Linked DNA regions of Homo sapiens: region 2 is linked to region 1. Evidence: chromatin contacts called from ENCODE Hi-C or POLR2A ChIA-PET data. All regions are on one chromosome and are shown on one strand. The core of a region is the stretch at or near the end of the contact, and the rest is flanking DNA. Distances in the headings are between cores, read along the strand shown. Region 1 overlaps ESR1 (estrogen receptor 1). Region 2 overlaps ESR1 (estrogen receptor 1).

Region 1 (4,033 bases), core at 394-2,893:
GGGCTGAGGGGCTCCTCACTTCTCAGACAGGGCGGTTGCCAGGCAGAGGGTCTCCTCACTTCTCAGACGGGGCGGCCCGGCAGAGACGCTCCTCACATCCCAGACGGGGCGGCAGGGCAGAGGCGCTCCCCACATCTCAGACGATGGGCGGCAGGGCAGAGACGCTCCTCACTTCCTAGATGGGATGGCGGCCGGGAAGAGGCGCTCCTCACTTCCTAGATGGGATGGCGGCTGGGCAGAGACACTCCTCACTTTCCAGACTGGGCAGCCAGGCAGAGGGGCTCCTCACATCCCAGACGATGGCGGCCAGGCAGAGACGCTCCTCACTTCCCAGACGGGGTGGCCCCGGGCAGAGGCTGCAATCTCGGCACTTTGGGAGGCCAAGGCAGGCTGCTGGGAGGTGGAGGTTGTAGCGAGCTGAGATCACGCCACTGCACTCCAGCCTGGGCACCATTGAGCACTGAGTGCGGTTTTGTTCATTTTTTAAATTCTTTTTTCTTTGTCTTTGTTGGATTGAGTTAATTTGAAAACCTTGTCTTTGAGCTCTGAAGTTCTTTCTTATGCTTGTTTTATTCTATTGCTGAGACTTTCAAGAACATTTTGCATTTCTCTAAGTGTGTCCTTCATTTCCTGAAGTTGTGATTGTTTTTTATTTATACTAACTATTTCACTGAAGATTTCTCCCCTCATTTCTTGTATCATTTTTTTGACTTCCTTAAATTGGACTTCACCTTTCTCTGGTGCCTCCTTAATTAGCTTAACAATCGACCTTCTGAATTCTTTTTCAGGTGACTCAGGGATTTCTTCTTGGCTTGGATCCATTGCTGGTGAGCTAGTGTGATTTTTTGAGGGGTATTAAAGAACCTTGTTTTGTCGTATTACTGGGATTGTTTTTCTGGTTCCTTCTCATTTGGTAGGCTATGTCTGAGGGAAGTACTAGGGCTCAAGGCTGCTGTTCAGATTCTTTTGTCCCACAGGTTGTTTTCTTGATGTAGTACTCTCCCCCTTTTCTTAGAGATGTGGCTTCCTGGGAACCGACCTGTAGTGACTGTTATTTCTCTTCTGGATCTAGCCATTCAGCAGGGCTACCAGGCTCCAGGCTAGTACTGGGGGCTGTCTGCTCAGAGTCCTGTGCTATGGGCTGTTTTCAGGTCTCACAGCGTTGGATTCCAGCACCTGCTCTGATAGAGGTGGCAGGGGAGTGAAATGGACTCTGCAGGGGTCCTTAGCTTTTGTTGTTTAATGCACTATTTTTGTGCTGGTTGGCCTCCTGCCAGGAGGTGGCACTTTCAAGACAGCGTCAGCTGTGGTAGTATAGGGAGGATCAGGCAGTGGCCAGGGCCTTAGAACTCCCAAGAGTATATGACCTTTGCCTTCAGCTACCAGGATGGATAGGGAATGACCATCAGGTGGGGCAAGGCTAGGACTGTCTGAGCTCAGACTCTCCTCGGGTGAGTCTTGCTGAGGCTGTGCTGTGGGGCAGGGGGGTGAGGTTCCCAGGTCAATGGAGTTATGTTCCCAGAGGATTATGGCTGCCTCTGCTGCGTCATGCAGGCTGTCAGGAATGTGGGGGAAAGCCGGCAGTTACAGGCCTCACCCAGCTCCCTTGCAACCCCCAAAACCGGTCTCACTCCTGTGCCCTACCAACAGCATCAAGTTTGTTTGCAGGCAGCGGATGAGCAAGGCTAAGAACTTGCCGCAGGCTACCAGCCTCCCAGCAAAGAATGTAAGTAGGGCTTTCATGCCTCCCTTCCTGTTGAATCTGTACACCAAATTCACTCCCTCCCCCAAGTTCTGGCCAGGTGACTTCATGTTTGGTTGGAATTGTTACAAAGTTCAGCTGGAGGTTTCCTTCTCGCTGTGGTCTTTTCCCAGTTCCTCTGGCCACCCTCCCCAAGGACCCCTGTGAGACAAGGTAGAAATGGCTTATTAGGGGACCCAGAGAGCCCACAGGGCTTTTCCCCTTGCTTTCTCTACCCTTTATTTCACTCAGCTGTCTAATTAAATCAGCTCCAGGTAAGTTCATATCCTTCTCCCATGATCTGGAGCTGCAGATTCCCCAGTGAGGGTGTGTGTTCGGGGGTGGGCTATCCCCCTTTCCTACTTTCACAGCTTGGGCACTCACAGTATTTGGGGTGTCTCCTGGGTCCTGTAGGAGCAAACTGCTTCCTTCACAGGGTCTGTGGATTCTCTTGGCTTTCCTGGTATATTCCTGTAGTAGTTCTGGAGCAGAAGTTTATGGTGTGAGTTTCCACACACTGCTCTGTTCATCCAAGTGAGAGCTGCAATCTAGTCCTGCCTCCTTTCCACCATTTTTTGGCCTTGACGTATTACATTTATTTTATGTTTGAAGTTTTGGCAGTTTTATTTTGAAAATTTTACATAACAAATGCCAAGCCAAATCCAAACTTCTTGGCCTAAATCATTTACAGATAACCTTTACTGAGCATTTACTACATGAAGGTGTTGTTGACACAGGGGATTTAAGATGTGATCACTGACCACAACATCCAGGCAACCTAAAAGTGAAAAGAGGTCATTCACAAAAAATAGGACCAAACTTCCTCCATTCCTCAAGGGACCTAGGACTGGAGTTGGCCTAAAAATTCCTGCTGTATCACCTCACCCACCAGTTTTGATCTTGCTCTCAGGGATCAAGGAAGCTCAAGGTTTCTGGCCCTTTTGGCTCATGTTCTTGGAGGTATATTCTATTGTCAAGTTAAAGTCGTACCCATCCTAGATCTGTTTCTCTCTCTTTGTGGTTCCAGTCTCATAGAAAACATAACTATGTGAAAACACCAACTACCCCATAAAGCTATTCTGAGACTCAAAGACATGAACTCTATTTTGATAATCACAAATTGATGTATAGATGTCAGATATCATTCATGTATTATGTAGCATTGTGGTTTAAGTCTTAGCTGTTGGAATCAGACTACTTGCATTCAAATTTTAGCTCTGTTGATAGGTGTGTAACCTTGAACAAGATACGTAACCTCTTCAGACCTTTGTCTCTTTGTTTGTCAAATAACGACAATAATAATACTAACTTAGTAAGTATGTATAAGGAGGCATGTAAAGCTTCTATTGTATTTGGCTTATGGTGAGCCCTTCATATAAATTGGTTACAATGGGTAATGAAAAGTACGTTCAATTTTTCCCACAAGGATTTAATCTAATCTCTAAATAAAATGCCAGTTTTAGTATACTGTCATCATTATAAGGAAACTATAATTCTTAAGTAATTAATTACTTTGGTTCCCTTTGGATAATTAGTGATACATAAAATGCAGTACCTTGCCCTGAGGAACCTACAAGTTAGCCTCCCTCTAATCCTGGCATTCAAAGTCCTCCACCTTCCGAATTACACCTGTTTTTTCAGGCATTGTCTCCCACTTTCCTAGCAAGCCTTTGGCTCCAGGAAACTGTTCTGTTCATTGACGACAGAATGTATTTTGTCCCGTATGCCTCCCTTCAATCTGAAGTTCATTTTTAGTAATTTTTTTTATTAGTAGTGACTTTCCCCATTTACTAATGCCTTTCTCTTTAGCTCATTTAGAATTCCCTGGAAGTCATCATGTTTTCCTTCTGAATTGCTATCATATTCTGTCTCTGTGTCTAATCAGAAAGTTAGGTGAGCTGCTGTCTCAGCTCCTGTGTTAATCCAGGTACTGAGCTCTTTGTACCCTGCCAGCTTGAGGGCAACTTGGATGCGCTGGTGTGTAGTGATTTGCAACTGTGAGAGAGCCGTTTCCATCAACAAGTGACAGCTTTTGGTTCTAAACACTGCTTGACCTCATTCTGGTTTGAACATATACTTTGGCCTCTGCCCTCTACCTCACCTCCAGTTCTGATCTTGGGCATGCCACAGAACCCCATCTACACTAGGCTTTCATTTTGGACTTCTAAGTCCTTTACTTGACCACTTATTTTCTTTAATTGCTAGACTTAATCATCCATGCATATGACAGCCACTCAGCTCTGACCCCAATACTTCATTGAGGCTCATGCCAGTCTGACCTCTCACAGGGAA
Region 2 (4,033 bases), core at 850-3,349, 190 kb after region 1:
GAGATTCTGAGAGACAGCCAAGTTTGAGATTCACAAACCTTAAGAGAAAAAATCTCCTTGAATTGCCATAACAAACTACCAGTCTAATAAAACATACATATTCCTTTGACTACTCTTAAATGAAACAAATAGGTAATAATTTACCTGTACATATAATTAAAAATGTAATGTATTTTATAACCATCATATAAAGGAGAAATTATATTAAACTATATTAAAATAAAATGATATATATTTCAATGCAGATGCCCAAGCTTGACTAAAGTAGGAAACATAATAAAGTAATAAAATGCTTATATGTACTTATAATGAATGTTTGGCTATGAGAAGATGATCAGAGGCTTTTTGTCCAAGAAGTACAGGCATATGAAAAAGTAGAGCAAGAGATGGACACCAGACTGAGAAAACTAAAAACTAACCAACCTATTTGTGTATGATAAAAGGAGAGAAAAAAAATTGATTAGTAAAAATATGCTACCGTGTGGTCTGAATGTTTGTCCCTTCCAAAACTCATGTTGAAATTTAATCCCCCATGTGGCAGTATTGAGAAGTGGGACCTTTAAGAGGTGATTGGTTCAAGAAGATTCTGCGCTCATGAGTGGTTGAAACCATTCACGGAATAACGGGTTAATGGATCAATGAGTTATCCCAGGAGTGGGACTGGTAGCTTTATAAGAGAAGGAAGAGAGACCTGCGCTAGCACACTCAGCCTCCTTGCCATGTGAGCCATCTCGGGACCCCGCAGAGTCCCCAGCAGAAAGAAGGCCCTCACCCAATGTGTCCCCTTGACCTAGGATTTCTCAACCTCCATAACTGTAGGAAATGAATTCCTTTTCTTTGTAAATTATCCAGTTTCAGGTATTCTGTTATAAACAACAGAAAATGGGCTAAAACACACGCCAAGAAAATTGAAAGACTGTGGAAGTGAAAGAAGAATAAAAAATGAAGTAATTTTGCAAATGAGTCTGGCTTTATTATAAGTGTATTGTCAAAGTGATTCCCTTTGTTATAAGATGAAAAAGAGCCAAAATGGATAGAAACATTTATCCTATCTTAATATCCCACTACATTCAAGGCAAATATTCAGTCAGTCTCTAGAACTTAACAAGGCCTTGGAGATGATATCCTTTGGATGAGCAATGGAGAAGACAAGATGGATTGGAAAAAGAAACAAACAAACAAAAAAACATGTAAGAGGCTATCAGGAAAACTCTGGAGACGATGTCAATGTAAAACAGATACAAACCTCAAAATAATTTTAATATGTACATTGCACAAAAATGGACTTCTTATCATGTTACAAATTTATTTTAAAACATATAGGAGGCAACAACAATATTTCATTGATGTGTACTATTTTATAATTGTTGGCTCTAATTTTATTTAGTAGAGTCTTACATCTCCTCTCTACATATTTACATCCGGTTGTATTGTTTTTGTAGTACCTGTTCAACTGCACTGAAATCATTTCAATTAAATGCATGGTTGAAAAGCTGACATAATACATTCAATTGCCAAATTGCATAAAGTGAATAAGCTATTTAATAATTTGGAGAAAATATATTCCATTTAAACTTCCTTCTCTATAACCAGTTCATACACTGGACCTTTTGGGCACAGCCATGTGAAAGCTTTTCAAAACTTTTCACTACTTTTTTTTGAGACGGAGTCTCACTCTGTCACCCAGGCTAGAGTGCAGTGGTGCGATCTCGGCTCACTGCAACCTCCACCTCCCAGGTCCAAGTGATTCTCCTGCCTCAGCCTCCCGAGTAGCTGGGATTACAGGCACCTGACACCACACCTGACTAATTTTTGTAATTTTAGTAGAGACAGGATTTCACCATGTTGGCCAGGATGGTCTTGAACTCCTCATCTCAAGTGTTCCGCCTGCCTTGGCCTCCCAAAGTGGTGGGTTACAGGCATGAGTCATTGCACCCAGCCACTATAGATTTTTATTTGTAGTAGATTTAGTTCAGTAGGGCATTTGAGAGGCATAGGAACTGGAACAAATCCTTCATTGTTTGGGACTGCCTTGCACATTGTAGGACATCCAGTACAGTCCCTTCCACGAAGTGGCAGCAGCAGCCTCGGGCTGTCCAAACACCCTGTTAGGGACAGTGCCACTCCCGGAACCACAGAAGAACCACAATCATAGGAGAAGCATACAACAAACATGGTGTTCATCGGACGGTCAGCTTCAGTGGCACTTTTGAGCAAGCACACTATTTGGTTGTAGAATGAGTCCCTGGCAGGGCACCCGAAAGGCTGATGTGTGACTCATCCCTAGTACCTCTGAGAATGCTGAAATCTCCTCCTTCTCCAAGCTGAGTGGCAGCTTTCTGGTCCAGACTACTTAAATTGTGACTTGAGGAATTTTCTTCACTTTTTCCTTTGAGTCATTCTGTTTTTGATCAAGATGCGATAGAATGAAGGATTCTTTCAGGGTCTGCTGTCACATCCTTCCTTTGGGAACAGATAGAAAATCTGGCCTGGCTTGAAGAGTTTGTCCTCAAACATCTGGTAAGCCATAGGCATCAGCATCTCTTACTTCTCCAGAGACATTTAGATGTGTCCCCCATCTCCATGGAGGCCCATGGCAAGGGGACCCCTAGTTGTACTAGAGCTTCCTTCTGGGCACAGCCACACTGCACAGGCACTGCAGTGTACAGCACAGCTCCTCCAGCTTCCGGAAGACTCCATTATCTAGAAAAGTGCTGAGAAATGGAGAAGGGGGTTCCTCTGGGGTGGAGATGGAAAGAGGAAAAGGAAGGGAGAATGTCCAAGCAAAATGAGAGAAGGTGAGGGACAGCAGAATTGAGAGTGAGGGAGAGGGAGAGAGCAAGAGACTGGGTTGAGATGTCTTGTACATGGGGGTGTCCTCGTGGCTTCACTCCCCTTTCGTTTGTACCACTCCGTTTCCCCAGACTCTTCCTAAATATCCCCTTATTGGCTACAAGATCCAGATTGCCTAGAAGCTCAGATTTGCTGACAGCACCTCAAGACTGGTTAATGACATATAGATTTTTTCTTGTTTCCATCTTTGGGATTTGGAGCAATCTCCAGAGTTGCAAAAGCCTACCTTGTTGCAATAATATTTTTGAGGGTCCACACTGTCTGCTCACTTGCTCTATGCTGCTGGGCACAGTGGTGTGGCCATCCAGGGTGGGAGAGACCACCTGGGATATGGAAATTACCAGCAGCCCTGTTTTGCTCTTGCAGTGGTTGCCAAAGCACACGAAGCATTCTGGGAATCTGAATTTCTGTTGTTTCTCCCAAATGGCCCCTGAAGGGCAACAGGCAGCACACATGGACCACATTTTGCCAGAAAAGTCCAGAAAGAAGATGGCTGCTGTTGTCAACTATTGGCATTTCAACAGGACCTATTTTTATTTCTCAGTATATTTGCACAACTAGGAAGCATCTGCTGACAAGGATGAGATGATAAGCTGTATTGATGCCAAAACAGGACTAGAAAAACAGGCTTGTTCTGCAAATGGCCTGCATCCTGAGAGTCCGTGTTAAGAACATTCTCTCTCTGCAGGCAATATCTGCTCTTAAAACATTAACACTTGAAAGGAAGTAAGGCTTGGAATCCTTAGCATAGTTATGCACACACTAGGTTCTCAGTAAGTGCATGCTGGATGAAGGAACCCACACGCACCTTAAGGAGGATGGAACATTGGCAGCCCAAGAAAAAAGTCACTCCCCAGAGGCCGAGTGCCATGTCTTTGACCTCCATTGGCAAGGTCATGGTGAAATGCTGTCTCTTGGGGTCGCTGAGGTCCCAGCACGGTGTGCCTTCACACCGTGCAAACAATAAGAAGAGAAGAGAGGCACACATGTCACCTTTCCAGGCAGGGACATCCAAGCTGTTTGAGTCTCCATTCTGTGATTTCCTTGAACAAGAAAGGGATTATTGGTGAATGAGGCCAGCATCCTGGGTGGGAACAAAAAAGGAAATTGGTAGAAAGTACATCATCCAAGTTGGTCTAACTCAGCCCTGTGGCTTGGGCGGGTTCCTAGGATATCCAGC

What was found. A loop is a pair of places that touch in the nucleus more often than their neighbours do. ChIA-PET counts read pairs that join two places held with the same protein, here RNA polymerase II (POLR2A). Pooled maps may share reads with other maps.
Region 2: a loop to region 1 is called in a pooled map, with 8 times the contacts of the local background. The contact joins two enhancer-like sites. A Hi-C loop is called at or near these places in 2 of 168 maps with a recorded cell type or tissue (PC-9 and endothelial cell of umbilical vein) and 1 of 50 pooled maps. POLR2A ChIA-PET finds 5 or more read pairs at or near these places in 5 of 52 experiments (CD4-positive, alpha-beta T cell, MCF 10A, OCI-LY7 and 2 more).

What each region holds. Positions count from the first base shown.
Region 1 is chr6:151,899,653-151,903,685 of GRCh38, forward strand. All of the region lies in intron 3 of ESR1 (estrogen receptor 1), which reads left to right. Among named protein-coding and RNA genes, the nearest start is that of ESR1, 94 kb to the left of the region's middle. RefSeq lists an enhancer at 779-1,978. Within about 2 kb of position 1,644, at least 3 of the 41 ENCODE cell types and tissues checked have a DNase peak (open chromatin) inside an H3K27ac peak, as active enhancers do.
Region 2 is chr6:152,087,937-152,091,969 of GRCh38, forward strand. All of the region lies in intron 6 of ESR1 (estrogen receptor 1), which reads left to right. Among named protein-coding and RNA genes, the nearest start is that of ESR1, 280 kb to the left of the region's middle. Within about 2 kb of position 2,100, at least 4 of the 41 ENCODE cell types and tissues checked have a DNase peak (open chromatin) inside an H3K27ac peak, as active enhancers do.